Linked DNA regions of Homo sapiens: region 2 is linked to region 1. Evidence: read pairs that join two places in POLR2A ChIA-PET (ENCODE). Cell type or tissue: Panc1. All regions are shown on one strand. Each heading gives the region's core, and the rest is flanking DNA. Links, peaks and the distances in the headings are about the cores only.

Evidence for each region. ChIA-PET counts read pairs that join two places held together with the same protein. Peaks named below come from ENCODE experiments on the same cell type or tissue, not always from the same donor. Only the 100,000 strongest peaks of a DNase experiment are listed, where the experiment ranks them.
Region 2: POLR2A ChIA-PET joins it to region 1 with 6 read pairs; 1 of 35 experiments calls an interaction of 5 or more read pairs at or near these places.

Annotation. Positions count from the first base shown.
Region 1 is chr4:95,150,090-95,166,123 of GRCh38, forward strand. BMPR1B (bone morphogenetic protein receptor type 1B) reads left to right here. Exons shown (of 13, transcript NM_001203.3): 12 at 2,554-2,684; 13 at 4,459-8,359. The coding sequence ends at 4,584. It overlaps UNC5C (unc-5 netrin receptor C), which reads right to left. Exons shown (of 16, transcript NM_003728.4): 16 at 12,415-16,034. Among named protein-coding and RNA genes, the nearest start is that of UNC5C, 390 kb to the right of the region's middle. In Panc1, for the core only: CTCF peaks have their summits at 6,253 (motif pointing right) and 6,458; a DNase peak (open chromatin) is centred at 6,350.
Region 2 is chr4:95,279,826-95,295,859 of GRCh38, forward strand. All of the region lies in intron 3 of UNC5C (unc-5 netrin receptor C), which reads right to left. Among named protein-coding and RNA genes, the nearest start is that of UNC5C, 260 kb to the right of the region's middle. In Panc1, for the core only: no CTCF peak of the experiment used is centred there; no DNase peak of the experiment used is centred there; H3K27ac peaks cover 1,544 bases.

The DNA.
Region 1 (16,034 bases), core at 3,560-8,559:
AGATCATTATCAGTGGCACAGTGCCTTCTAATAATCACTTTGGGAATTCTGAACCTGTTTTAAGAAATTTGAAATAGAACACATACTCTCTGAAGTGAGGGAACTATTTTGTGCAAAAGGAAAGTTAATGCAGGAAATTTTCTCTAACCAGATATTGAATAAATTTCTCATTCTAAGTGTAAAGAAGAAGTAACCAAAAAATTTAACAAATTGTCTATGCCTTGATTTCACGCATTATAAAGAGTAGATAAGCCTCACGTTTGCATTCCCAGCATTTTGGGAGTCCAAGCGGGGAGGATCAGTTGAAGCCAGGAGTTGAGGACTAGTCTGGGCAATAGATTGGGACCCAGTCTGTATTTAAAAAGAAAAAAAAAAAAAAAACAAGTAGACGAGCCTTTTAAAAAATAATATGCTTATACTTAATTAAGATAGCTTTATGGAAGTTGAAGGTGTAGAGAACAAGGTTATTTTTCTAATTATGTTTTCTTGAACATCTAAAACAAACAGGGCTACAGGAAGCCTATATTTGAAAGCCTGTGGGCCAAATACAGGAGAAATTATTCTCAGCTTAAAAACAAAGTAGCTTTATATAAACAGCAGGGTATTAATTGCTGTGCTAGGGTATTAATTTGCTTTGCTAGGGCTGTCTTTGGATGTGGAGATTTGCTATAATGTTGCCTTATTGTTAGAGGTGTTGGAGTCCCTGCTCTGTCCCATACCAACTGAATGGACTTGGGCAAGTTACTTAACCCCTGAGAGCCAAGTTTCCTCATCTGAGTAGTGTGGAGAATAATGTCATCTCAGAAACGCATTTGTGAGAATTTAATAAGATAATTTATATAGCATACCTGTTTCCACAACTGGGATAGAGGAAGCTCTCAATAAGCGATTTTATTTTTCCAGAGAGGCAAAGCACACAAAATTCTATTTTCTAACACTTTATGAAGATATTAGAAGTTTTTTGGGCTTATCTTTCTAGTCCAGGCCCTTCTGGGTGAAAGAGACACATCCAGATGTAGGCCTTTCCATCTTTTAAAGGAGAAGAAAGACAGAAAGGTTTGAGGTTTCAAACAGAGTTAAATGGCAGCTAACAGGAAATTTTGAAAACTTGATTACATGACATGGAGAAAAGAATAAGGCCTATTATTCAACAGTTAGATTTGAGTAATTCATAATTTTAAGTGGTGAGCTCTGCCTTCGTCTGTTGTAGTAGATACACCTACCCCACCCCATCCATCAGTCCATCCACCAGCGGAAAATAGGAGATGGGTTAAAGAGATGTGGGCTTTGCCTTCAGGCTGTTTCCAGGGCCATGGTCCTGAGAATGAGAAAGGGAGAAAGAACTGAAATGAAGCAGAGCACATCCTGCGTGTTAGGCCCTGTGCTTTTCTTATCTCATATGGAGGTAAAACACAGTGAAAGGAAATATTAACATAGATAATACATATAATTAGCTCTGTGGTCACAGCAGGGCACAGGACAAATGGTGAGTTGGAATGGTCTGAAAAAACTTCTGAACCTTCTGGTCCTTGATGATTTTATAACAGATTTGAGTTTACAAGAAAGAACATAACACAGACCCCAGATTTTGGCAGAGTAAGCCCCCAGTGAATTTAACGATGTGATATATAATCTGCCAACTTGACGGCATCATCTTTTTCAGATGAAAAGCAATGATATTTCTATAAAAGATGATTTAGGATAGGGAGGAGGGGTGCTCCCAAAAGATTGTTCAGAGCAGCAGCCTCTAATGTAATTATTATAAGGAGTTAATCTTAAGAAGGTGAAAAAGAAGATACTAGAAGCCTGCATTTTTAAAGGAGAAGAGGAAGAAGGTAGAAATTAAATACTAGGAACAATAAAATGAAAGTTTAGTGTGCATTTTTATGAAGATGCTATAGATTTATATTTCTTTTCTTTTAACAATACATATTTTTTCTAATAGTAATGTATTCCTTACTGAAAATTTGGATAAATATAGGAAAAAAATCAGATAATCCTTGAACCTAAAAAATTCATGGTTAATATTTTTGGGTGTCTGTAATTTTCTAAATTTTTAATGTGCAAAACCACATTCCTACAATTAAGCAGAAAAAATGTAAATCTGACATTTTGTTCAAGTAGGATACACTTCTGAATTTATTATGATATTCATAGTTTCATACTATAGTAATAGAAACAGTCACATGTAGTATGAGTTCAGGATATGTCTTGCAGATTTGCATTGAGATTTAATATAGATTTGTCTTTTAATTTGTTCTTCATAAAAATGGAAATAAATTTAAGATGCTTGTTTTACTTAGCTTTTGGAAATTAGGAAAGAAAGGCTTGAAGACCTATGACAATATTTTTCATTGGGCTTTGTATTCATTTTTTCTAAATTAGATTAAGTACCATTTGGGTAAATATTTTTCAAGATTTATTTTGCTATTTTTCTGCCTGAACTTGTCTGTAATACTGATAGCACTTTTCCTTTGAGAACTGTGTTAGACTTTTATTTCTACTTCACAGAAAATAATAATAATAATAATAATAGTAACAACATATTTTTAGGTATAGTGGAAGAATACCAGCTTCCTTATCATGACCTAGTGCCCAGTGACCCCTCTTATGAGGACATGAGGGAGATTGTGTGCATCAAGAAGTTACGCCCCTCATTCCCAAACCGGTGGAGCAGTGATGAGGTAAGGCTTGAGGTAACCATGTGGCTGTGACAGACTTCTAAATAGACTTTTCTTTTTTAGCTAAAATTCCACATATTGATTGTAGGAATTCTTCTTTTTTTGATGGTGATGGTGATGGCGCCTCATTGCAGTAATTTATATGAAGATAAGTGTAGTATGTTAAATTACTTGTTCTACTTTTCCAATTTTATTTTGCCACTTCCAGAATATATTGAGTGAGTTGGTCAGTGTTTAGCCTGCATAACAAATAACATTATTTTCTTTATTTATAATGTCTTGACATTTGCATAAAACCTATTATTTCTCTGTGTGTGTTTTTAAAGCATCATAATTTTTCTCTGTGACAAACCCATGTACAGCATTCTCCCATTTTGATTAGAGAAAAAAAGTAGGCATGTTAAAGTGATACAGGTTGACCTAGTTAAGATGCCTGACTGTGCTGGGTGTCTTTGTTAATAAGGATGACGAGATGTGATTTGAACAAATCCACCTTCAGCTTGGCTCTAAGGCTGTAGTGGTGAAACCTACATAGGTCTGGAAAGCAGCGGCTAGTAAGGAAGAAATGAGTCTTGCCTTTCCTGACTCCTCCTCCTGTTCCACATTCCTCTCCTTCCACCCTCGCAGCCTTCAAACTCACCATGTTCTAGAGTTCTCTGGCAGACTGGAATGTTCAAGATGAGTTTGAAGCACCACTGGAAAAAAAAACAGGCTCTTATCAAACGTACCAAAGCACTGCAAAGGGGGGACAGAGCACTATTTCTGAAGTGTAAAAGCCATTTAAATATAATCTCTGGGCCGGGCACTGTGGCTCACATCTGTAATCCCGGCACTTTGGCAGGCCGAGGCGGGTGGATCACTTGAGTCCAGAAGTTCGAGACCAGCCTGGCCAATATAGTGAAAACCCATCTCTATTAAAAAATACAAACAATAGCCTAGTGTGTTGGTGCACACCTGTATTCCCACCTACTCGGGAGATTGATGCACGAGAATTGCTTGAACCCGGAAGGCGGAGGTTGCAATGAGCCAGGATCATGACACTGCACTCGACAGACCGAGACCCTGTCTTAAAACAAATAAACAAACAACAACAAAAACAAAAACACCTTTGGCTCATTGGTTTTGTGTCTGGTTACTAAAATGCTAAATAATATATACGTTTTCCAGCAAGCTGTGCAGAAAGCTTTATGAGATGCTGGAGCTCTGTTATTGTGGGCTTTTGGTGTTACTTGATATCTCTTCACTGAGGATTTCTTATGAAGTGAAATTGTACTTTTCAATAGGAAGACCAATAATTGATGTACCACAGGAGAAAGTTTTAGTGATGCTGTGCACAGGTCATTAATCTTGTTAAATGGTGCAGTGTGATGCTATTACTGCAGCAGACAGCTATGATTTAGGAATAACTGTGTTTGTTTGCATAGTATGGAATTAGATAAAAGATTAAAACTTATCAAGTGTTATAAACAATCTGGGAGTATTGAGTGGAATACAGACTCCCTGGGTATTTTTATGTTTGCTTAACACTAATTTCAAAGACACCTTTCTACAATCAGCAGAACCACCTGCTTGTTTCTATCACAAAGAAGACATGAACATCTGTTTTAGTCATATATAATTTTGCATGAAAAAAGCTTACAGAATTTTACTTCTACATGGTTTTAAGGGTACCTTTTAAAAATATATTCAAACTTAATGAACCTAAAACTAAAAAGCTACATTGTAACAGGTGCCAGCCTTGCAGATGATACATTTTTCTAACATTTCTCTTCCTCAGTGTCTAAGGCAGATGGGAAAACTCATGACAGAATGCTGGGCTCACAATCCTGCATCAAGGCTGACAGCCCTGCGGGTTAAGAAAACACTTGCCAAAATGTCAGAGTCCCAGGACATTAAACTCTGATAGGAGAGGAAAAGTAAGCATCTCTGCAGAAAGCCAACAGGTACTCTTCTGTTTGTGGGCAGAGCAAAAGACATCAAATAAGCATCCACAGTACAAGCCTTGAACATCGTCCTGCTTCCCAGTGGGTTCAGACCTCACCTCTCAGGGAGCGACCTGGGCAAAGACAGAGAAGCTCCCAGAAGGAGAGATTGATCCATGTCTGTTTGTAGGACGGAGAAACCGCTTGGGTAACTTGTTCAAGATATGATGCATGTTGCTTTCTAAGAAAGCCCTGTATTTTGTGATTGCCTTTTTTTTTTTTTAAGATGCTTTCATTTTGCCAAAATAAAACAGATAATGTGGATGGTTTAAGGGTTATAGTATTATAGTTTAAATAATAACAACAAAATTCTTCCCAGGAACTCTGCTGGAAGGTAAATTAAAATACTTGTTTTTCCATTGGTAAAATATTGTTGCACTCTGTGAACCAAAAGACAGTCTAAGTTGGAGGACATAGAACGGAACTCATCTTAAACATACTCCCCACCCCGTCTTGGCCTCCTCAGACCACTTTGGCCATCCCTGCATTTGGGGCCGCTATGGTAATGTGAATGCACTGGGTACAAACACCGCCTGTCTAGGACCACATTTGGAATTCCTGCAGGTGGCCTTTTGCAGCTTCAGGCAATATGGAACAAATGAAGGTTTATGTGACTCTAATAGAAGTAATTGTTGATAGGTGTTCTTCAGATCCACTTCTGTTTCTGATTGAGTTAGGCATCTCTTTCATGGTAAAACCCTTTTCATTAAACACAAAGAAAGCTTTTTTTTTTTTTTTTTTTTTTTTTTTTTTTTAATGTGCAGAGGATTGACCTGTGCATGCTTTTGATCTCTCATTCAAAGGATCAATATTAAATAAAATTGTCATGAGCTGTGTTGAAGACAGGGTGCTTTCAAATAGAGGTAATTTGCTCTTGTGTTGTAAGAGGAACATGTCAACAAAGATAGGAAATGAGGGTGATCGTGCAGATGGCTTGTATCTTATATATGCAAAGGAGCCAATCTCAGAAGCACAAAGAAAAAAGTGTGCATACCTTATTTTGTACAGATAAAGATGATGTCTTTTTGTTATTGTCTGTCTGTTTTGTATGTGTCTGAGATAAGGGATAGAGAGGAAACATCCGTCAGGCTAATTTAACTACATTTTATTTTAAAAATAGAGAAACATAACCTCTAGATGGGACAGCAGAGGACAGTTAGTAGAGGCCACAAACTGTTATGGGCTGCTGTGTTTTGTTCTAAAATCAATATGGTTGGAGCATGTATATCTTAGGTGATCATTTCACATCTTAGGAATGCCTACTCATTTTATTTTATTCTAGTGATGCTCAATTCACTATTTAATTTATTATATTTTCTCTTCTGTGGCACTTATACAAAATATCTCTTCACCTACTTAGTTCTACAGGGTTTTAACTTTGGAGCAACATGAATAAAATCATCGAGAAGGCCAATATTGTTTAGCAACATGAATACAATACAGTTTAAAGTTGTACACATCCTGCTCAACTTTATTCATATACATTTCCTTTCTGTGGTTTTCTTTTGCTTCTTAGAAATTCTGTTAGTGGTTAGTAAAGAATTTGAAAGTACTTTCTCCTTGCTGTTTTTTTTTTTTTTTAAGACATTCCTCCCAGAATACTCCAGGGGGCAGTGTTTTATAACACATTTTCCCCACTGGGTGATTGAAGGATGGAGGATTTTTGAAAATTTGACAGCTACATGAAACATGAGAAAACATTTTCCTCACTTCTGAAGTCGGTTTGCAGCTGGTAACTTGTTCATCCAGAAAACATTCTAAAGCAATGAGACTTTGTGAGCTGTGCTTACAGTTTGGGAGAATCATGAAGATTCTTTCTATATTTTGCATTTACTTCCCAGTGCTTCATAGCTGCATTTTGTTTGTAACTAAGACAGAAGAATTTCGTAATCCTTGAAATTGAAAAAAAAAAAATTGTGTTTTTAAAGAGTGAAAACAGTTAGAAAACAAGTAGAACTGTAATCAGAACGCTGCTTCAATTGATATTAAAAATAACCTCAATAATAATGTAAAGGTTCCTTTCTCTTGTGTCAGTTATATTCTTAGGGATAGCCTAGAAGGAATATATGGTTAGAACTAAGTGTGACTAATCATCTGAGCCTTGAAGAGAAACTTCAGTGCCTCTAAACAGATCATCTACAAAACAACAGGTAAACATTTATGCCAGTTAAGTGGGTCATGTTTTTGTTTCTTGGGTTTTTCCTAAATTTAAGTGAGGTTGGGCTTACCTTGTAGATAAAATTATGTTTTCTTTTTGGTAAATACTTGAACGTGGATAACGTCAAATCAGAATATTTTGTGAGGAGGTGATGATTTGAAATTAAGCTAGATTTCTAGGGAGGTGTTGGTTCCAATGAAGGATGGGAAGAAATTAAAATAGTCTTCAAACTTCTTCCTTATTATATTTGGTTGCTTTGGAAAAGATTGGTCCTATCCTCAATCTAATTTATTCACTATTAATATTTTAAAAACATTCCTGAGATACTTAAAAAGACCCACTTAGCGATTATAGTTGCTCAATGAAACAAGAATTTATTTATGCATAGATTTTTCTCTGTATCTTACCAAAATCCACTTTACTTAGATAACACTAAATTGTTCTTAAAGACTACTCATTTCCCAATAATCCTTTATGATTTCAAAATTTCTAGTGGCTCAGAAGTGAATTTTATTTTATTTGTCTTTCACTTGAATAAATGAGAACCCAGAAATTAATAATGTTGTTTATTGCTTACTGTCAGGACTATTTCAAAGACTAAGAAGAGTTTCTTCTAACCCCTCCCTCTCAAAGGAATCCTAAATTATTAGTTGTTAGATAAGTTTTGTATGCTAAGATATTCAGGTTTATAGTTTATGTATGTGTGTATATATATAAATATATATGTATATATAAATATTATGTTCAGTTTGGAGTCTGGCACAACTCCATTATGTGGATTAGAGAGTAAGATATTATGGATGATAAAGTACTAAATGAAACATAATATTTATTTATAAAAGTGTGTAGATTGTTAAATCACAAAAAGAGTGCTATGACCATTATGTATGAGGAAACAGGCCTTTGACCTCCTGGAAAGCACTGCTCAAAAGTCATTAGTGCCCATTTTTGAATTCCCCAAACAGAAAGCTTCTTAGAAAACATGCTGAGATTTTATTTACAGGGAATTCTTTGACACATTTCAATTGGTGTGTAGTCAAGTATAGCAAGTACTTAATAATGACTGAATTTCATGTTCCTACAGTCATACATATTCATTAGAAGTTTTATGTTGTTGGTCTGATCTGATTCTTCTTTGTTTGTGGGTGGAACGGCACTGAGAGAAGTATAGTTTTTTAAACTTGAACATGTTCAGTAGTTACATTGCCTTAGAAAACCCAGACACATAGCAGTGGAAATGAAAGAAATGGCATCAGAAGTGACTTAATTTAGCAATTGTGATTCCTCTTGTAAAACAAAACAAAAAAACAATGCCATATTTTTTGGAGAAAAGTTGGCAATATAGGGGTTTCGTTGTCTGTTTCACAAGAAGACTCATTTGTTCTTTTGGGGGAACCAGTGCCTTACAGATTTTGTATATACTGTAATTATTCAGGACTAGGGAACAAACAATTGTATTGTATTTGTTACAGATTGTATATGGCTTTGTTTTAACATTCCCCTAAATAAAATGGCTTCATTCTCCCCTTGGAAAAAAACATGACTGTTATGTTATAGTTGTGCTTATTTATTTATTTATTTATTTATTTATTTATTATCTTTGAAAATATCCCATTGTAGCAGGTGGGAAGGCACCATGAAGGAGGCAGATGCAGGTAAGTTTTTCACATTTCATGGCAGGAGGACAAGAGAAATGGTCTGATGGCTTCTACTTTCTTTGTGAAGGAAACACAGTCATCTACTGAGAGTGAGGGGAAAGGCAGGGAAGTCAGTGGTTTAAGAGAAGTGAAGAAGGTTTAAAATTGCACTGGAAAATTACAGCTTGATGGGGAAAGAGCCAGATGGTTACGGGCAACTCTGAGGGCCAGGTTAGGCTTCCTGAAGCTGACTGTGGCACAGTGGCCAAGCGTAGACTTGGGACTGCCAGGTGGCCTGTTGGTGTGAATCCAGCTTCCCTCACTCCCTCAGTTGTGTGACTGGGCACATTTTGACCTCTTTATCATGCAAATGCAGCAACAGGTCATGGAAAGTAAGAATTATTACTATCAAGGGGCTGATGGGCCAGAGGAGGGAAGGAATTAATTAGAGGAGCTAACAGACCAACAAACAAACAAACAAACGAACAAAAAACCCAGGTCCCAGGACAGGGAATCCTGATGGGGCGGAGGTGGTATCTCCGCAGTTACTGAGAGAGGGGCTGTGGTCAGTTTCTTCCCCTTGAAGATGTTTCTTCCCCTTGAAGATGAGAATGATGTTAATATCCACTATCTGGAGTTGTTCTGAAGATGAAATGACATAATCCATGCACCAAGCATGTGGTAAGTGCTCAACTATAGTATTAACAGAAATTCATAGTGCCACTTTTCTTGTGGTTTATGATTTTTTTTATCTTTTTGTCAGCAACCCAAATACAGGTATAGAGACAACGAAGATAGGATTCATTCAGGGTACTGGTTTATCATGCAAACGCAGCAACAGGTCATGGAAGGTAAGAATTATTACTATCAAGGGGCTGATGGACCAGAGGAGGGAAGGAATTAATTAGAGGAGCTAACAGACCAAAAAAAAAAAAACAAAAAACAAAACAAAACAAAACAAAAACCCAGGTCCCAGGACAGGGAATCCTGATGGGGCGGGGGCGGAGGTGGTATCTCCACAGTTACTGAGAGAGAGGCTGTGGTCAGATTTCAGAGGGGGAGCAGCTGAGAGTGTGATCGCAGGAGGGGGTGAATTTAATTCATAGGCAACATTGTTGGTGATGAAAGAGGAACCCAAATCCTGGCCTTTAGATTTGTTGTCTTCGTGGATTTTGAAGGTGGCAGTCTTGGGAGAGGAAGGTTGTGAGGCAAAATTCTCCAGTGCCACAGGAGAATGGGAAGGGACGCAGGCAGTGAGAGGCAGAGAGAGGGGCTGGCCAGCTGAGCCGGGAGGCCTGACATGCAAAGCATTGAGTTTTTAATGCAATAATCTGGAATCAGCAGTTTTGTATGAGAAAGACCCCACCTGCCTCCCAGCTGTGGAGTATTTGAGATGTGGAAGGAGGAGGCTGTTGCTGCTGCCCCTGAATTGTCACCTCTGCGAAAGGGGAGGGAATGTGTTAGGGCTATTGTTCCAAGCATTGTGGACCCTGGAGGGCAGAATGAGAAGTTTGGTTTGTGAGGGGATCCATTGGAGATTGGATCAGGACCAGGGAAGCCCAAAATTGTCTGGGGAGTGGAGAGTGCAGGAAGGTTTGCGTCTGACGCAGAGAGAATGAAGAGTTTGCGTGAGATTGGTGGTGGTTAGCCAGCTGCACTTGTGTCAAAAGAGTGCATCCTGATGCTGGAATTCAGACTGACCTGCTTAAATTCCACCATTTTCCACTTTTTTCATTCTTTGGAAGTACATAATCTGAGCCCAGTCTTCCCACCTGTAAATTCCCACCTCTTCGCGCTCTTGTGAGGAACCAATAAGATGAGTGTCTGAATTATGTGAGGGCCCATGCCAGGTACATCACAGGTGCTCAGAAATACTGCTCTTTCCCCTTTCTTTCTTTTCTTTCTTTCCTTCCTCTGTTTTCTTTTTTTTCTTTCTTTCTTTTCTTTTCTTTTCTTTCTTTCCCTCCCTCCCTCCCTCCCTCCCTCCCTCCCTTCCTTCCTTCCCTCCCTCCTTCCTTCCTTCCCTCCCTCCCTTCCTCCCTCCTTCCTCCCTCCCTTCCTCCCTCCTTCCCTCCCTCCCTTCCCTTCCCTTCTTTCTTTCTTTCTTCTTTTTCTTTTTTTCTTTCTTTCTTTCTTTTTTTTTTTTGACAAGGTCTCACTCTGTCTTGCCCAGGCTGGAGTGCAGTGGCATGATCATAGCTCACTGCAGCCTCGATCTCCTGGGCTCAAGTGACTCCCATCTCAGCCTCCCAAGTAGCTGGGACTACAAGCATGCACCACCATGGCTGGCTAATTTTATGTTTAGTAGGGACAAGTCCTCACTATGTTTCCTAGGCTGGTCCCAAACTCCAGGGCTCAAGTGATCTCCCCATCTTAGCCTTCCAAAGTCCTGGGATTACAGGCGTGAGCCACTGTGCCTGGCCAATGCTGCTTTTTCTTCCTGCCATTAGTTTAGCAGGATCTACAATTAGCAACATTTAAAACCAGCTGAGATTTGCTATTGGTACATCTCTCCCACCTTCTGTACACCCCACTTCTGTGTGTCATGGGCTCAAGTTAAACTTTTCGCAGAACTCACAGGCATACTGACAGTAAATCTCAGCTGAGGAAAAAAGGTTATTTTGTTGGCATTGGTCATTTTGTAAGTTGCAAGCTTGTTGTCTCCATCTGGTCACAGCAGCAAAGTACAGATGACTGCACTCTCAGAAGTTTTGTCTCTGCAAAGTAATTTCTAATTTCTACCCTAGGTTCTGATCTGAGCTTAGCTGTGGGGATCTCTGGGGCTGCTGAAGGTTCTTTGCTTGGCACCTGTATGCTGGTACTGAGAGACAGGAGCAGAGGGAGGCCAAGCTTCAGAACTCTCCAGGGACCTCCACTGAGAGACAGGGGCTTAGGTTGGGCCCTCAGTGAAGTCTTTGAAAATGCTTGCATGCCATCCTAGGTAAGGCCTTCTCAGCAGGAATCTCAGCTACCAAAGCTTCTAATTAGGGGTTAGTGGTCTGGTAACAGGGCTGAGCCTTTGCCACCATGGGTTTTCTATGTAAAGTACAGTTTTTGTTTGTGTTTTATTGTTTTCATTGTATTTTCATTGTTTTATATGGAATTTGAGTTCTCTGGCTCAGCTGCAGCCCTTACATCTCCCTTTGATTTTACCCAGGTTCCAGTTTATATATTTCCATTACTTCCTTAGCCTTGGAGAAACATTTGAATTCATGATCCCAGCATGGATTGTTTTAAGTCACTTTCTTCCAGCCCATGGCATGGACCAGCTTCTCAGTGCTGGGCAATTGCTTACACCCTTCAGCCACGGAGGCTGAGGGGAGGGGTGGGGGCAGGTGGCAGTCCATCTAAGGAAGTGTCTCCAGGTCGTTCTCTCATGGAGGACAGGGCTGTCTTTGATTCTAGTCTTCAGCCTCACAGCTGCTTCGCACCTCACAGCTGGAGCCCTTGGCTTGCTCGCCCTAAGGCAGTGGCCAGCAGTCCTGTACCAAGCTGAACTCCTCTGCTGGTAGTTGCTTACCTTTCATTTCCTACCTATTAGTATAGTTGTTTGCAAGCTTCATTTAAAATCAGATCTCTGGGGGCAGGGCTTGACACTCTATTTAGAAGCTCCCGCCCCAGAGAATTCTGCAGAAGTTCTAAGACATTGGTTCTCACCCTTAACCGCTCATTAGTACCACCCGGGAGCTTTTAACACCCAAGACCCAGGCTACCCCCAGACCACTTCCATCAGAATCTCTGGAGGTGTGACCCTGGCGTTAGTTCTTAAGGCCTCTCTGGTGATTCCAGTGTGCAGCTGATTTTTTAGTAGCACCATGCTAAAACCTCATCCTGTGCCTGCAGGAGGTTGTGATCACCATCCACGCAGGACCCAAAGCCTTTCTGTCCCACCGAAGAAACACGTGGCAGCTCTGAACACGCAAGAGAACCTTGTTATTAAGTGAAGGAGGCAGCACTTTGTTGCTTATAAATATAATTTATTACCTGTTTAAAAATTCTTTCTTACATTTTGTACATGTTGGCTGACAGAATAAATGCAGGCAATTTACAAACCAAGGGGACTGCAGGGAAAATCAGGATTGGCAGCCAGGGAGAGAAAAGAGGCACACCCGGAGCTGGTATCCCTCACCTCCACCACTCAGCAAGGCGCCGGACAGATATCCGGAGGGCACTCTGCCTCTGCCGGGGGGTTTTTTTAGAAAAGGAATTGCATAGAAGATACAGCAAGAGGGAACTCCACAACAACAAAAGTGTTCCATATCGGAAAAGCCAAGGTTGTCATGTTTTGTTTAAAAAAGAAAAACGACAAAGCACAAAACCTCAATCCGACCTTTCTGCAGTTGAACTGTTCCAAAGGGGACAGTAGGTGGATGACACTGCCTCTTCAACACGACTGCTGGGGATTTTTCTCTGACAAACATTGGTGTCTTCTTTACAAAGAGCAAAGAGGAAGGTCACCAACTTGCTTCAGCTCAACATTAAACTCAACACATATAACACCATGACATCACACACACACAGTGATGTTCCCTGCAACTGGGCTCGATGCATTATGTCTGGAGGGCGAGGGCTGCGCTACCAATGGCAGATCTAGGAAAGCGTGAAGAAGAGAATGCAAATCACTTGTTCCACTGTTCTGACTGCTGTACTTTTTCTTGTCCATGGCCTGGAGGAGTAGACATCTGAGTTTTTACCCCTACATGTACAGATGCCATTTGTTACTTTCGGGATAGAAAAGGCAAAGGTATTTTACACCAGCTGTAGATTTCTTGCTCTTATATGTCACTCCGAACAGAGTTGTTTTAACATTGAGAACCTATGTAGCTCAGGTCCCCATTCTCTGATGCTGCCTCCATAGTGCTCAGGATCAGAGGCCAAAAGAGAGCCCATCAATCCTTAGGCTGCTGATCAGCAAAACCTGCCTACAATTCATCTTCTACACACCAGTACTGAGGGTTATTCCACCCCGGATCAGCGCCATCAGGTTCTACAGCTGGTCTGATAGTACTTAGTCCAGTAGACCTTTGGAACTTAAAAATGACACACAATTTAGACATATTTGTAAAAGACCCTTAAATGGTATGACTTGCAATTTATATTTTTGTTGAAGGACAAATCTGAAATGGTATGTTAAAAGGCTGGCATTCAGTAGCAAATACTATGGCAGGTGGGCAGCTGACTATATCTCAGGGTAGCTTCCTTGTTTCTACTCAGAAGCTAGTTGGGCCACAACTGTCACGACATTCTGCAGAGATTCCCAACCTGGGATTCCAGAAGATCTCTGGACAGGTCCCTTCAGTAGGCAAGCGTCTGAGTAGACAGCAGGCTGATGAAGAGCTGCTAATAATTGGTGGGCTTGCTGTGCCAGTACACTTGCGGAGTACCTGTTGGTTTGTCCTGCTGATGCCCCCCAACCATGCTAAATAGGTCTGAGGCACACATTACATTTGGTTGAATGAGCCCGTTAATATCCTACCACAGATGAATACAATGAGGTGACAGGAAAACCTAGGAACCATGACTTATGAAGACTGGCTGTTAAAGTAGCATTTATGAAAATGGGGTAAGCACAAGGCTGATAAAACTAAAGGATCTGGAAGCTCATGGCTAGACTTAGTCTGCAGAGAAAACCCACCCAGTTCTACACAAAGCCATCTCCCCACTTTTCAAAAATAGGTTTTTCACACTAGAATTCTGGAAATGACTTCATTTGGCTTTCCTGGCCTGTATGGATATGGGTTTACATAACATTGGTTACAATATATTTATTCCCCCTTATGCCTTATTCCATTAAAAAGAAATAATTAGAGATGCAAAGGAAATCTTCCAAAGTGATCATTACAGCCAGAGATTATACAAATAGATATCTTAGGGTAGAGAAACATTACTTCATTGCCCAGAGGCAAAGTTCTAAAGATTTCAGTCAATACTAGCTCAGCAAGGTTAAAGAATATATAAAAATAATACAAAAAGAAAAATAAAAGCCAAAGAGTAATAGTTGGTCCTATGAGGCACTCGAGAGGTAAAAAAATGTTTTGTTAACTTGAGATAATAAAATATTTTCCTTATTAGATCTATAAAATCTAATGCTTATCAACCATTATCTTGAGCAATGATGTACTGCTTCACAAAAGCTCTTCCATTCTCAAAGAAGATGGATAAAGTCCCATTTCATTTCAGCTGTGTTTCCATGGGACCCCTCTCATTCATTAGCCTTGGGCTTACACTGAGTTCTCCACATGAAACTGATGACTTGTCCAGAACAACTGCCCAGCAAAAGCTAAGACTCATTCAACTTGAAGGCTTGAAAACCCAACAAGTAAACCTTTTCTACCTTCTTTATGCTCTCTTGCAAGTCCTTATATAGGTTTATATTTTCCTGGCCCCATAGGGGCAGACCTTATAGAGGCAAAGACCTTTGAATTCTGGGGAGATGGTGATCACCTTATTAACTCCCTTCTGCATACGTGGATTACAGAGGAGTAAGCAGACCAAGAGCACAGCTGCTGTGATCCTGACAGAGACACACAGAAGGACACGAGACAAGAGCCTTGTTGCTCTTTGCCAGGAGAAGTGAAAAGTCTTGATTCCACCCTCAAAACGTTGACTTTTCAGATACCTTACTTGTAGGAAAAAATACCTTAAAAAAATTACTGGTCGCATAGTTTCAGGGTGTCCTGAACTCAGTCCCCACGACTTTTTTCTCCTGAAAATCGCTCTACTTTTTGATAGTTGAGAGACTTAAATCTATAAAATAGTATATATGAAAATGGCTAATGATTATGCAGTTTGATATTGAACACCTCACCCAAAAGTTGTCCAGTTCTTGAAGAGCCTAACTTGCTCACAGCAGGATGGGGGTTTTCTGCATAGCAGAGGTGACTGTTCATTTGGAAGATGCCGTTTGTGAAACAGCTGTTAGCTGTGAGAACCTTGGTGTTACACAGGTTTGTCATCACCATGCCAGTTATCAATTCTGAATCCAACTTCTATTCCTTCCAGATACATTAAGGAAACTTGAAAGAGTGTGATAAGAAGAAAATAAAAACAGGATGAAACCTCTGCCTTTGGATTCCCAAATTCAGCAGAAAAGAAGCTGCTTTCTTCCCTTTGATTAACAACCCCAATTTTCTCTTCCCTAGACATAGTATTCCATTCGCATATATAAGACTTATTTCTTTCTAAGCAGATACTTCTTACATTTCCAAAGATAAATATTAAGGAACTAAAAGGAGATTTAAAGTATACAAACCCCAATGAAAACCATAAGTGTTAAAAATGACAACTCTTCAAAGACTGTTTTATATAGATTTTACATAGTTCTGTTACAAGAAGCAACTGAAGATATGTTGTGTATGAATGAGTTGATGTACTGGGCTCACAGTGACCTAATATTGAGATGAGTGATGCAAATGAAAAAAAAGTGAGAATAAGAAAATTATAAATTTGAAGTGAAAATTTCCCTACATCTGTTTGTCATAAAGGTCCTTGAACTCTACAGGTTTTCATTCCCTTCGTCAAACACATTCTAGTGAATATTAAACTCAGGTTAGATTGTGTTGTACACCACTAGATG
Region 2 (16,034 bases), core at 6,528-11,527, 130 kb after region 1:
GTTTCATGGCAGATAATTTTTCCACTGACTGCTGGGGCGGGGCATGGGGGGGATGGCTTTGGGATGAAACTGTTCCACCTCAGATCATCAGACATTAGTTTGATTCTCATAAGAAGTGTGCAACCTATATCCTTCGCATCTGTAGTTCACATAGGGTTCATGCTCCCGTGAGAATCTAATGCCACCACTGATCTGACAGGAGGCAGAGCTCAGGTGTTAATGCTCACTAGCCTGCTCACCTCCTGCTGTGCGACCAGCTCCTAACAGACCACGGACCAGTACCAGTTCTCAGCCCAGGGGTTGTGACCCCTGCTCGCAAGGTATATCCCTAATAGAGCTCTACCAGAAAGCACCTGGAAAAAAATGCACTGAGAAAGGACTGCATTGTTACACATTTGCCATATTGTTGAATTTCTCAGCAGAAGAAAACCCTCAAGATTATAAAGGTTGTGAGAAAATCATAGATCTATGAGGGTCTGAGGCAAGACAAGAGACCTCCAAATGTGATAGAATTTCTATCAGAAAAATGCTTCTAATTTGATTGTCAAGACATTGAATATATTGTAGAAATGAACATTTGGGGCCAGGCACAGTGGCTTATGCCTGTAATCCCAGTACTTTGGGAGGCCAAGGCAGGTGAATCACCTGAGGTCAGGAGTTTGAGACCAGCCTGGCCAACATGGTGAAACCCAGTCTCTACTAAAAATACAAAAATTAGCTTGGCATGGTGGCGTGGGCCTGTAGTCCTAGCTACTCGGGAAGCTGAGGCATAAGAATTGCTTGAACCCAGGAGGCGGAGGTTGCAGCGAGCCAAGATTGCACCACTGTACTCCAGCCTGGGTGAAAGAGTGAGACCCCATCTCAACAACAACAACAACAACAACAAGAAATGAACATTTGGAATCCACAGAGTTATCATAACTTTAAAGTTATCTAAACCATGTCATTATCTTACTTCCAAAAAACATGTTGACCAAATTACCTGGAGCCTCACAGCATAATAATCAATGGCTGCCTTAGAACCTGCTGATACGGATTTTCTACATTTTGCCACCCCACACATCCCCCGACATCTCTTTTGGTTAATTTGTACTCTTCCAATGGAAACATTAAGAATTTTCTCTTCTGATGTGGTGGCTTCTCTTGTTTTTTTGATCTGCACTGAGATAAAATTTGATGAAACACCAGATACCAATAAAAAGAGCAGCAGTGAATATCATTTATGAGCTTCAATGTTCTTGACAAAGTATATCTTGTTTGTAAAAAATGATTCTGAGAAACTTCTGCCTGATGTGGGGTTGGGCAAAGACATAATAACTGGAATGAGTTCTCAAATTAAATAACATAGTGACTCACTCTGATTTAAATTAATCAAGATATCACAAAATGAGGGCTAAGAACAAGAAAAAGTAAGGCATATATGTATTTAAATAGAGCAATTTCATTTAACATTTATTCATTGTCTCCATATGGTAGACATTTTATTAGGTACTTAGGATGAAGATGTACAAGACACAGAAAGAAGACTAGAAAGGTAAGCTGAGGTGTGCTTATGAAAAGCCTTTCTGTCATGCTATGGAAAGGCAAACCCTCAAAGGAGCAAGATCAGAGAACAAGGGTGTCCATCAGAGTGACTGATGGAGTGAGGCGGTGGTGAGGAGCCTGAAGTTAGTTAGGGACTCATTTGAATAAACCATGAGGGATGATGGGGTCCTGAACTCAGCTAGTGATAGAGGACAGGAAGAGGAGGAAGCAATTCTAGAAATAAATATATCATACCTTGAAGAAGATGTAGGTATTTGGAGAGCGCCAGAAGGCAAGGATAATGTTATATTCTCAGCTACTGCATTGTTAACTTGGTACAAACACTGAGTGGCATAGTATCAAGATGGGCAGGGAAGCAGAGAGAAAGATAAATTCATTTTGGTACATGTTAGGTTTGGCATATCTATGAAACATTCAAACTGAAAAGTATAGTAGTCTAGATCATGGTTCCTAAACCTCAACCCTTTTAATTTTGGGGACTGGGTAATTCTTTGCGGTACAGTTGTTCTTTGCATAGCAGGATACTTGGCAACATCCCTGGACTCTACCTGCTAGAGACCATTAGAACCCCATCCCAACCTTAACAAAATAAGTGCCTTCAGACAATGCCAAATGTCCCCTAAGGGGAAAAGTCACCCCCAGTTGAGAACCACAGGTCTAGGGCTTGGAAAAGAAGGCCTGGTAGGATTTCTTGTGCTTCACCAACTAGGCAATCGCTGAAGCACTGGAAACAGATGGCATCACCAGGGAGAGACTGCAGCATAAAAAAAAGAGGACAGTGACATTCAAGAGGAAAAGCTGTCATCCAATGATATAGAGTGAACAAAGCGGTAGGAGAAAACCCAAGGAAGTTAGCATCAGAGCAGCCAAGAGGAAAATAAAATTTTAAAAAATGGGGAGGTCAATAGGAGAAATGCAGTGAAGGACTCAGAAGTACTCATAGGAGAGAAGTCATTGGTCTGGGAAGTTTAGGAGTGACCGGGAGCAGAAACCAAGTTGTGATGAGGAGTGGCCAGGAAGTGGGGAAATGACCATTCTGGGTACTGTAGGGGCGGAGGGAAAAGTTCTCCTTAGCCCTCTGAAGGTTCACTGGAAAATCAACTAAGTCACAAAAGGCAGATTAATTGGAGAGAAGACAGACAAATTTTATTTAACATGTACACATGGGAGCCTTTGGAATGAAGACATAAAGATCCAGGGATAATTGTCCATTTTTATGCTTCCGTTCAACAAAGTCTGGACAGCCATGTAGAAATATGATTGGACAAAAAGAATCTGACCTAATGTTAACAGACTAAGTGGAGAGGCCCAGCAAGACTGTGGGTCTAGATTCTTCCTGGCCTCTCTGAGCATTCATTCCTTCCTTCATCTGGGTGTCAGGCAGGACCCTCTCTGGAATGGGGGTCTTATGACCTATGATCACACAAGGTAGGTTAGATAAATTTTTTATGGTCACTTTTTACACAAAATGGAGGATGGAAATTTAGAATAATATTTTTCAGTTTTGTGGCTGGTTTTGGACTAAGGGGGTTTCTATGACTCGCCTCGGGGGAAGAGGGATTGTCTTTTCCATGGCTGGTCTTGGGGAAGAATGGACTGAGAGACAGGAGGGCAGGAGAAGGTCAGAGAAAACTTTTGCTTCTGAGGCCTTCATTTTGGGGTATTGTTTTCTAAGTCCCAATGGTATCTACTACTCTTTTCCAAAATTTTAAGGTGACAGAAGTTAGTAGCACCATTAACGGGCAGTGGGTTTGAGTGCAGCATGCTGTAATTCTTCTTAGAATATGGTGCAATTTTTGGCACAGTTTTCTAATTCTTGCCATATAAAGGCACATTTTATGTAGGCCCTTATTTCCTAATTGAGAATGGCGACAGCTACAGGCATCTACTTCCAGAGACAGGTTTAACTAAACCATCACTGAATACCACAGAATTATTTTAAGGGTTTGGCTTTAAGCTCTATGTAAATTTTATCTAATTTCTAGAATGATCTCACATTTAACCCCCTACAAGGCAATACTTCTTCCTGAAAAACGCTTTTAATTCCTGCCGTAAAACCTCCTCTCTGGCTTTCAGATTGTGTAATGAGCATAGGATATATCGCGGCCGTGCAGCACAGAAGCCGCTCATTTCAGCATGCTGCCTCGCTACTCTGCGAAGGGAGGGTAGATAAGATTTTAAGCATATCTTTTATCATCTGGAGAGATGTGATAGAAGGCAGGCCAGTTGCCTTGCAGGCAGAGTGAACACAGGGGTGACGAATGAATAAGAATGAAAAACGAACACTTGTCAGCTGGGAATTAGATGTAAAACAGAATGGTTCAGAATAATGTGGCCATTCCTGTCAGAAAAAAAAGACGAAGTTCTGCCCTTGGAAGACCTTTAGGATTCTACATTCTGCTTTCTTTCCATTAGTTATAAGACTGCTACTAAAATTAAGTATGAAGTCCTTTCATTAATAACCTAGATTACTTTTGCAAAGTCAACTTGGCATGCATCTAATTTAGTCATTGATTCTGCCAATTAAAAGCTATCGTCATATGTATGCTTTCAGAGAGATGTTTACTTAAGAACATGAATATTGGCTTAATAAATCCATACACTGAAATCCAATTAGCAGATGTAGAATCAGACCTGAAACAATATAGATTTCTATTTTCCATTTATACATAACCAAAGAAAGTCCCTTTGGACACACACATGTGCATACAAAGTCTCATTTTTTGGGTGGTAGAATTTTGATGCTTTCAGTGATTTTTTTTTTGCACAATATACTGTGGCTACAAATTAGCTGTGATGCAGAATACATGATTCATGGCATTCTGCAAACATTAGCTCTGCTTTTTGACAAAAAAATGCAGTTAGCAGAAAAGAAGACTCACTGGGAGACAGATTTTCTGGCCTTCAGTTTCCATATTTACGAAATGAAAATGAATTACTAGATAATTCTGAAGGATGATTTTGCTGTAAGGACCTATTACTGAACAGACTGAGATTTTAAATACACATTTTAGGGGGGAAAAGCTTATCCTTTGTGGAGTAAGGTACTTCTTGGTTGCCATTATGTGTCCAAGAGAAATAATAGAAGAAATTATTTCAAAAGTCAAGGAGTTGACGCATCTTTGAAGACAACAGCTTATAATATTCTCCTCAGAACGACTTTCACAGAACTTTTTGGACACTTGGATCTACAGGTGTGAGTAAGAGTTAGAAACTAGGGAGAGAAGTGGGTTACAGAAATTTGGTATTTAAAAAAATTAGCAAATTCTTTGTATAAATCCTGGAGAGTAATATAATGTAATCCACAAAAGCAGATGAAAATTCAGGCCCTGATGATTGTAAATGCACTAAGAATTATTTTGACAAAACTAATTGTCTGTCTCCATGGGACAGAGAGGATAGGGGAGGAAAATGCCTATCCAAAACAGTGTGGAAGAAAGCCTGTCATGCCAATGTGCGTATTTACAAAAGGGGCAGAACATCCTGCCTCTTCCCAGTGCCATCTCTTGAGCAACTTTGCCTGTCACTGTCTGAAAAGGGTGAGTGTGACCTATAATAGGAAAGTGGAGGCTCTATTGTCATGGGTCATACTAACATCTCTCCACCTTTGAGCCCTGCTGATTTTAGAAGACTAGGAGAAAATATCAGCAAAAGCATCTCCCTGTGTTAGCTAAGCAGGCAGGTTGTGGATACTATTGCCTTGAAGAAGATAAGCATGTTTTATTCTAATTTAAAAATGATTTACATTTATTAAATATTTATTATCTCACCAAAGGTACTTCATTATGCAGAAAGATTTATTTATTAGAATAAAATATTTTTTTCTATCCATCGTTAAGCACATAATAACTTTTTTTAAGAAAACAAAATATTGGTGATGTGATAGACTGATATTATGAAGCAAGTAATTCTTCAATGGGTATACTTCAATAGACTATTCTAGTGGAAATCTAAATCCTTAAATTCCACAGAATGATAAGACATAAATGATATGTTACATTATTACTGTTGTTCTTTTTTTAGACTTCATCAGGTTTTGTGAATATTAAAATAGATATTGAATCTGAAAAGTTTGGAAAATTATAAAGCACAACGTATGTAATAAATTATTATAATTACATTTATTATTACTCAGAGAGTTCTGAAATGAAAGGTGATTACTCATCTGCATAAATTTTGTACACATAATTCTCACACACACTTTGGCCATAAGGTCCATAAACTATAGTATCTAATATTCCTTATTGTTCTTATGGAATTTCAGGTTTATTGCTGTTTTTCAAACTGAGTGTTATGACCCTTGAGAGGGTTACAACATCTATTCAGTGGATTAAAACCCAGCATTAAAAAGTGTGAAACTGAATGAACAGAAGTTATCAAGATATACATAGTCTTATAGATGTGTTTGTGTATATACACTCATATGTTTCTGTGTGTAAGGATGCGGGTATGTGTCTAGTGGATCATGATATCAACCTATTTTTTATTGTAAGTCAAAAAGGTCTGAAAACCACTGGGTAGGCTAACACTGTGGCTGAGAACAAGGTTTTGGCATACAAAACCCTGGGTTTAGGTCCTGACCCTACCACTTGACTATCCATTTGACCTTAAGCACATTGCTTAACCTCTTCCTGCCTTAGTTTCATCAGCTTATAAATGGGTATAATTTCACAGGGTTATATAGGAAAGGTCACCTATAAAATTCTAAGCACATGCCTAGCATATAGTAAGTGCCCAAAAGATAATAATCCCCCACTCTACTTTTTCCCCGAAGTATTAATAAATTTTATTAGGCTATACATCTACTGTTATCACTACTAATCAAAATAAACATAACCAAGTGAGACAAAGCAATTGGGAGGGCTAATAATTGAAGGTGATGTTTCATAAAGAGATATGCAGGTATTACCCTGCTGTGCTTGATTAAACTGCAGATTCCACACTCAGGTTGGGCCCTGGGAATCTACAGTTTTAACAAACTCCACAGGTGTGTTTTCTGCATAACACTAAAATCTGAGAAGCACTGGTTGATGAATTGATTCGTTGATTATGGAACACCAAGTTACGCATGGCACTGTGGGCACTGTAGGAGGCTGTGGGGAGCCATGCAGATCTGCTTCTGCACGGTGGCTCTAAATGCCTGCTTTACTGGGTCCGTGTTGGTGTGTCCACAGAGTCCCAGAGCTCACTTTTGTACCAGCTGATGGCTGACATTGTCTAGCACAGGACTTGAGTTTCATATGTCTCCAGGGGCCATTCAGGTAACAAATGGGAGAAAGCTAGGCATAAGATTTTTTTTCTTGAAACATGACACCTACCTGGGTTGTCTTTTGTTTCTAACTTTTAATGGAGATGTGGGTACAAAACCAATCAATCAGCTTCCTCTTTACTCTCGTTACTTAGCTCCGGCTGCATGGTGCCAATAGGAATGCAGGCTCAATGGGCCACAGACCCCAAATCTGATGACTAACAGAAGTTGGTAATATGGAGTTTTATGAGATTTTTTTTTCTAACTGTATATGTTGTCAGCTACTTAAAACTTTATCAAAATACTTGTGTGGGCCAACATTTTGAGGACTAAACCAAAAAAGTGGGATGCCATATTGCACCTGTGGACTGCTACTTTGAGACCAATGGTCCAGATAGTTCAATGCTGAAAGTGTCAAGTTACCTTAATGTTTCTTGTGGCCTCTCTCTCACCTCAAGAGAAAATCCCCAGAGCCTTTTGCTTCTGACTGTCAGACACTTAACCAAGAAAGCCAACAAGAGATGTTGGTGAGTAAAGCTGTTTTTGTTAGTAGGATTGCATACATAACATTTCATAAATTCATATTTTATAATTATTCACTTATACTCCTTTACCTACTTTCAGAAGGAATGTTAGGCCATAAATGTGGGCACTTCAGAAGATTAGCTGACATTTTTAATAAATGTAAACCAATAGCACCTGAGTTAGGAAAAGAAAAAGCTTCTTGATGGCTGAAAAGACACTTTGCAGTCATTTCTGTAATTCTTGATGATTACTTAGAATAAAAATGTCTCTACATTCTTTTCGGAACCAATGTTGTCATTTCTACAATTGCTTTGAAGAAAAACCTGAAGCTCTTTCAGGTATAGCAGGAAACAGTTAAGAGTGGTTATGATCTGAATTATTGTTCTTTAGAGTAGGAATGGCAAATATTTGGAACCACTACATTCCCTTCCAGCTCGTGTGTCTATACCTAACTGACCACGATATTCTTTTCTCCAGAGTCTGGATTTAGCTTCAGGATCTGCTCCAACACAGGACTCTGGGAGGCCACAGCGGAGCAGGGATTAACAGGCAAGATGCAATGAATCTGCATCCTCAGCCTAGAGTTCACTGCACAGAAACTCCTGATATGCAATGTGCCTGCACAGTTATGGCCATGTTTTTATCCGATATCATGTCACTGCTTAGTTTTACTTCAAAAAACAAACTTAATCCCAGCCTTGAATGCTACATATTAAAATTTAAAAAATACTTTGAGATCAAATAAATCTTGGTGCTTGGTGCTGGGTATATAGCAGTGCCTTAGTAAATGCTGAGTTAAATTCAGTTCCCAAAATAATCTGGCAATTCCCTTTACTGAAGGCCTGGAAACAATTTCCCTTATGATATATAACTATAAAATGTCTTACAAGTCACATAGTCCAACCCCCTCACTTTACAGATTATTTATTTATTTATTTATTTATTTATTTATTTTTTGAGAGGGAGTCTCGCTCTGTCACCCAGGCTGGAGTGCAGTGGCGCGACCTCTGCTCACTGAAAACTCTGCCTCCTGGTTTCACACCATTCTCCTGCCTCAGCCTCCCGAGTAGCTGGGACTACAGGCACCCGCCACCATGCCTGGCTAATTTTTTTGTATTTTTAGTAGAGACGGGGTTTCACCGTGCCAGCCAGGATGGTCTTGATCTCCTGACCTTGTGATCCGCCTGCCTCAGCCTCCCAAACTGCTGGGATTACAGGCGTGAGCCACCGTGCCCAGCACTTTACAGATTATATAACTAGAACTGTGAGAGGCTAACTCACTCATTCAAGCTCACCAGCTATTTAGAAGTGGATTACTCCATGATGTGAATTTGCTGGAAAATGGATGCCGCGTAGCAGCTGTATTTGTTTCCAGTGGAAATTTCCACAAACTTCCTGGCTTAAAACAACAGAAATATATTCACTTGTAGTTCTAAAGGCCAAATAATTGAAATCAGTTTCACTGAGCCATAATCAAAGGGACAGCAGGATTATGCGCTCCCTCTGGAGTTTCTTAGGGAGAGACCATGACTTGCCTCTCCCAGATTCCAGTGGCTGATGGCATTCCTTGGCTTGTGGCTACATCCCTCTAATCTCTACCTCTGTGGTTACACTGCATTCTCTTCTTCAATCTGTGTCAATCTCCCTTTGTCTTTCTCTTACAAGGCATTTGTGATGACCTTTAAAGCCCACCTGGGCAATGTCAGAAAATCTCTCCATCTCAAGATTCTTAACCAAATCTGCAAAGATCCTTTTTCCACATAAGGTTAATATTTACAAATTCCAGAGATTAGGACCTGATGCCTTTGGGGGTCATTATCTATCCTGCTGTGGTGGTTACAAGCATGGAGCCTGGATCTGCTCTGCCATAGTTTAATCCTAGTTCTGTACTTACTGAGGTTGCTATGTTTTCATTTCTTCATCCATAAAATGAAGATAATTCTATTACATATTGTATAGGATTACTGTGATGATTTTAAAAGGTAATATAAATAGCACACTTAGGACAGTGCAGTTACATAAAGAGTCCTCTGTCAATGTACTCATTTACATACCCACTTCCTCCAGCCCCTAAATCAGCATTGCTGTCAAGTGTTCACAGAGTTGATGGTTGTACTGATATTTATTTCTTTAAATTTTACTAAGAAGCCAAACTCCAAATATCAGAAATAAGCTTCTTGCTTCCCAAATTGAACTGGTCTTGACAAAAAGGCCCTCGATCTGTGGAAATTCTGTACTTAGAAGAGCTTCATGTTGTTATCTGCTGCTGGCCAGCTTACTCACTTTCTGACCTAGGCCTGACCCTGCATTAAGCAAATACAGCTGCTGTACTATGATTCACATTTTCATATTTTCAGGTGCTTTTCAGTTAATTCTTTTTACACACTCACTGAACAATGGTGTTGAACACATTCTAATATTTTTTTAAAAAAAGCTGTTTTAATATATTTTCAAAGTGCTCCTCTAGCAAATGATTTCATGGTCACTCAAAGTAATAATACTGTGTTCTTAAAGGGAAAAAAATGTATCTTTCTTCCAATAATGATGGAAAGTGCTAATTATGTTGTCATAGCAGACTAGAATTTATGCTTAAATCACCAAATCTGGCTGTTAACAGGAAATAACTGCTGTGAACCAAACAGTGAAGCATATTTTGGAAGAACTAGATTGGCCTTCAGAGCTTTGGGCATTTATTAAAAGTGAAAAATGCCTGACTTAATGCCATAGAGCCCTGAAATGTTAGCTATGGTTTTCTTTTCCAGGAATAGAGTATCTGATTTTTGCTGGAATTTTTAAAAATAAAGAAAAATATTATTATGCTAAGCAACTCTTATTGTGGTTTGTAAATATAAAGGTTATAGAATATTTTAAAAATTGAAGCTCGGTGCAGTGGCTCATACCTATAATCCCAGAACTTTGAGAGGCCAAGATTGGGGATCGCTTGAGGCCAGGGAGTTTGGAATCAACCTGAGCAACAAAGTGAGAACCCCCATCTCTACAAAAAATAGAAAAACTAGCAGAGTATGGTAGTAGGTATCTGTAGTCCCAGATACTAGGGAGGCTGAGGTGGGAGGATCGCTTGAGCCCAAGAAAGTTAAGGGTGCAGTGAACTATGCTCATGCCACTGCAGTCCAGTTTGGATGACAAGCAAGACCCTGTCTCTGAAAAAACAAATTAAAGAAATAAAAAGTTTGGTGGTGTTTTTTTTTTTTTAACTTATCTTTCCTTCTCAAATATTGTAAACAATAAAACAAACAAAAATCAACTATATGCAGTTCCCTCTATAGTTTGAAAAGTCAAGAATGGTTGTATGTTTTTTGCAACTGTGTGCAATGAACTGGACTGCAAAGAGAAAAGTTTGTTTAAAATTCAGATTCAGTGTTTCCTAAACAGGTGACATGGGCAAGTTAGCTAATATTTCCATGATTCTGTTTTGTTATTTACAAAATGAAGATAACAGAACTTACTTCATAGGATGTCGTATGAAGATTATGATAGTTAACATGAACAAGGGTCTTATAACAGAGTTAGGCATACAGTAAGCATATAATAAATGTTGGCTACTAGGACAGAGACTAAAGAAGAAAGAATAAGGACAATCGACTTTGATTTTTTTCCTGTTGTTTTATAACCGCATTTTGCTTTTGTAAGGGGTAAAGTTTTCGTTCTCTCTTAGGAATTTACCACAAACACTTTCATAATATCATAACTCATAACCAGGAAGAGCGGTTAGAATGATCTGCAGCAAGTCAGCAGAAAGGTAAGCTTGGTAATTTCTTCAGTCGTGCCAAGCCCTGGCTATCACTTACTGCACTGAGATCATTTAAATGAGAGAAATTCCAGGGAACAAAGACTCTTTAGAAGGGAGGACAATTTCAGCCATTCTTCGTTATTTCTTGACTTTTGGGCATTTATAGGACAAACACATTTGTATTCAGATAGTCTTGTTAAAGAGTTTTTTAAAAAAATAAATATTTCAGCTAGCACTCCAAATGACATCCACTACAGAAAAGAGGAAGAAAAAAAATCCATACAAGCCACTCTTTTATATTCAAAATGCATCTTTAGTTTCAGAAAAAAAATGATTATATGTCATCACAGTATTTTTTAAGGTATGTCTTAGGGATAAATAATAAGAAATATGCCAACTTTATGGATGAGGAAACTGACATACCAAAAAGCTAAGGCTCTTTTCTCAGAGTACAAAAAAAAGAATGCAATGATTGCAGACAAGCTGTTTTCTTGCAAATAAGCATTTTAGCCATAAACTTCACTTTTCATACAGCATAAAACATACTTTAATAACACATTTTTGTCCAGTGTGTTACCAGCCCTGCCTATAACATACGTATAGATGATTTCCCCCAAAATATGACTTATGAGACTGTGTTCTATGAATTCGTTGTCTACCTCTCAGAATAAATATGAGCTATAAATGCCTAAGAATTTGTGGGGCATCCATGAAACTTGGGAACTTCTGACCATCTACAAAAGCAAATATGTTTGAAAAAATATAGACTGACACAATCAGGTATACATTATAATATTTAATCTTGAAATAGGAATAACCTGATAATACAACTGTCAAGATTTATATAAAACAAGAGTATTAATTAATTTATTGTTTAAATATTTTTCCCTTATCTAAAAATGTCTAAAGTATATATTTAATCTTATCCAATTCAAAATATGGCCTCTGTTACTTATAATTGGATTAATGTGGGCTTTAATGGTTGTTATACAAGGTATCATACTACAACTCAGAAATGTACCTTAGTAAAAATGCCATTTATTCTGGTGTACAGGGGAGCCTGCTGAATCCTGCCAGTACATTTGGTGTTAGGCTACTAGAACTGTTTATAGTATGACCTTCATCTTTCAGGATGCTTGTTTAAAGAAATGCATTATTTTTGTTAAATTGTATAATTAATTTTGTTTTATGCCAAGTAGAGTAGACAGGTAGAAAATAAAAAAGTAACACATAAGGCCACAAATCAGGACTTCTGTACATGTGAACCAATATAATAATTCATGAGATTACATATATATATACACATATATATACATATATATACACACACACACACACACACATATATATATATATATATATATATATATATAAATTTTTTTTGTTTTTTTTTGAGATGGAGTCTTGCTCTGTCACCCAGGCTGGAGTGCAGTAGTGCGATCTCAGCTCACCGCAAGCTCTGCCTCCCAGGTTCACGCCATTCTCCTGCTTCAGCCTCCCGGAGATTACATATATATTTAACTGGAGATACTTAAATACAGAAATGTCAATTCATTCATTCCTTTATGATATTTCTTGAGTCCCTACATTGTGACAGGAATCACCCTAGGCGTTTTGAATTAATCAGTGAAAAAACCAAACCCAAATCTTTGCCTATGTGGACCTTACTTTCTAAGGGGGTGAGGGGGTACAGAATACAAACCATTAACTAATAAATAAGTAAATGTATGATGGTTTAGAAGGTGAGAAGTGCTATGCAGAAACGTAATAAGTACAAGAGTGTAGAGGCAATTACGTCCAGCTACCTGATGTTCTTGAATTCCTTGGGGAAAAAAAGTATTTTTATTAAATGAACAAATGATTCACATTGAATAGTATCTTCACTTTTCCCCATCATGTACTTTCAATTTAATTCAATTTTATTTCATTTTTTTATGTTTTAATTTATTTATCAGCAGCCACAGGCAAGGGACGTCTTCTAGGCACTGGAGACAACAAGGAAGAAAAGAAAGTCTCTGTCCTTGTGAAGCTTACATTCTGGTATGGCAGATGGTTAACTCAAAAGAAAACAAATAATGATGAAGAAAAATGTTATGGAGAACAATAAAGCAGGATTAGGATTAGGCAAGTGACAGGGTTGAGGCCCGGATAGACAGACCCCTCTATAGGAGTGACATCTCAGTATAAATCTGAATGAAAGAAGAAAGTAAGCCAGTTTTAGACTTGGGGTAAGAATGTTTCAAGTGAGAAGAAACAGTTCTTGCAAGCAGCCTATATGTGGAATGAATCTATTGCATTCTGGAAACAAGGAAATGGATGTGGTTAGAGCAGACAAAGCAATAAGAAGAGAGGCAGGAAGCCAAGGTCTGTTTATGTTTCTGTATTATAAATAATAGTGAGCTTTTTTTTTTTTTTTTTTTTTTTTTTTGAGACAGGATCTCACTGTCACCCAGGCTGGAGTACAGTGGTGTGATCATGGCTCACTGCAGCCTTGACCTCCTGAGCTCAAGGGATCCTCCTGCCTCAGCCTTCTGGGCTGACAGTAGTATCCCAGCTGGGATCACAGGTGCACACCACCACACTTGGTTAATTTTTTTTGGCTTTTATTAGAGACAAGGTCTTGCTATGTTGCCCAGGCTGGTCTCAAACCCCTATGTGCAAGTGATCCTCCCACCTTGGCCTCCCAAGGTGCTGGGATTACAACGTAAGACATTGCACCAGTTATAAACATTATGCATGTAGAGAATAAGATGTTTTTGTGAATTGCCAGCTGATCTACAAATCCTTGTCTCCTCCTCCCTTCTTTGTACCCAGTGTACTGGTTAAACACATGGACTTGGATGCTGGCCTGACTCACTGCTCCATATACCACCTGTATAACCTCAGGCGATTTTTAATCTCCCGTTGCTCTCAATTTCCTTGTCTATAAAATGGGAATAATAATAACACTCATCACATAGAGTCCTTGCAAAGACTGAATGATCTAATACATAATACATGATTGAAACAGCACTTCCATTATTATCAGTATTATTATTCTGGAGCCTATCTGTCCAATGCAAACCACATGAGGCTTTCAAGCACTTGACCTGTAGCTGGTCATAACTGAAGCTATTGTAAGGGTACACACACTAGCTCTGAAAAACCAGTATGACAAAAAGAAAGAAAAGTATTTCATAAATACTTGTTGATATTGGTAATACTGTTGAAATGATAGTTTAGACATACTGGACTCAGTGAAATACATGACCGAAATAATTTTATCTGTTTCTTTTTAAATTGTGGCTACTAGAAAAGTGTAAACAGTATTTGTGGCTGGCATATTTCTATTGGACGCTGCTGTTTTAGACAGTGTGCTGGATACTATAGACTCACGAATATGAACAAGACTTGATCCAAATCCACAGGTGGGTCACAAATGTAGTTATTCTCTCAGTGAAAATGATGAGTGAGCTGTGAGAGGAAGCCAGGAGGGGCCACCTTGATCATCCTTAATTCTTTCTAGGAACTACCTTATTCCTCTTTGTGGCCAGCAGGCTTTGTGATGCTGGCTGTGATTTATTGGTTTGCACACACGATCGAGAGGAAATCCGGAGGAGCCATCCTGCTGTTCCCCGGAAGATGAATCTTGGGTGCATGTAAATCCCATTATAGCTCATGACTGTAGGATAAGGGTGACCATATGGCATGTTCTTCCATCCTCAGGCATGGGCAGAAGGGGTTGGAAATTACAGTCAAATTTTATGTGAATCAGCAGAGAATTTCAACCTCTAGGATTGACAGTCTAGCCCTGGGACATGAAATGGTAAAGGAAAGACAGACTTTTCAGTTTTCAAAGTTTGCTCAGTATTGATGTTTCAAAATAAACATATAAAGTTGTTTAAAATGGTTATATCCATTTTTATGAACACCTATTATCATTCGCTGAGCATTTGCACTGTGTCTGGCACTATGTCATATGTTTTACAAGTTTATCTCATTTAATCTTAAAATAACTCTTTTTCATGCTATGGTTGATGAAACTAAGGCTCCCAGAGGTCAAGTAACTTGACTAAGGTCACAGTAGGAAGTCATGGCACTAGGATTCGAACATGAGTCAATCTGTCCCTCAGCTTGTGCTATTAACCAGTCTCCTATGCTGCTTTTTCCATCATATCCTTACCCCCACAACACAATCACAACATTGTCAACAATGGTAACATCAAGAGCGGCACTATTGAAACCCAAATTGTTCCTGAGGAAAGACCTTGTATGTTAATATTTTGCCTGAACCTTAAGCTTTGGGATTCACTCATCAGCCTGTAACAAGAGACACTGGAAGAAACAACCCCATGATGACACTGGGAGCTGTATTACAGTAAGGGTTCTGCACAGGACACCATTGTAGTGGCAACTTGAATTCTCTCAGAATAAACTTTTCTCTGAATGAAAACTACCAGACCCGCCTAGGAAATTTGGCACTGCTGTCTTGTTAATGTGCAGGATTTTAAAGCAGATGTGTTATGTTCTCAGCACAGCCTGGCTGAATCCTAACTTTCATATTTCCATTTTTTCCTCTGCCTTGATTGTCTCACAAACCTATTTTTACATTTTACATGGTTTGAATGTGTGAAATATTGTAAGCAAGCTTAAATACATAAATTAATAGTCAATATTCATTTATGGTTTATAAACTGAAAATAGAGCTTTTTCATGAAAGAACTATGGGCCCCTCCACAGTACATCAAATGAGCATAAATCTAATTAGGTAAGAGGTAATCATACTTATTTAAGTTTAGCATCGTGGTGATCTTCACCTCTGATGAGTTTAAACTTAAGTTGCCATTTATGTGATGGCCCTCGGTCAAGTATTACTGGGCAGAGCACCACAGTTCACTTGATACAGGACAGAGTAGAAAACCCATAAGTGGCTGGGCACAGTGGCTCACGCCTATAATCCCAGCACTTTGGGAGGCTGAGACAGGC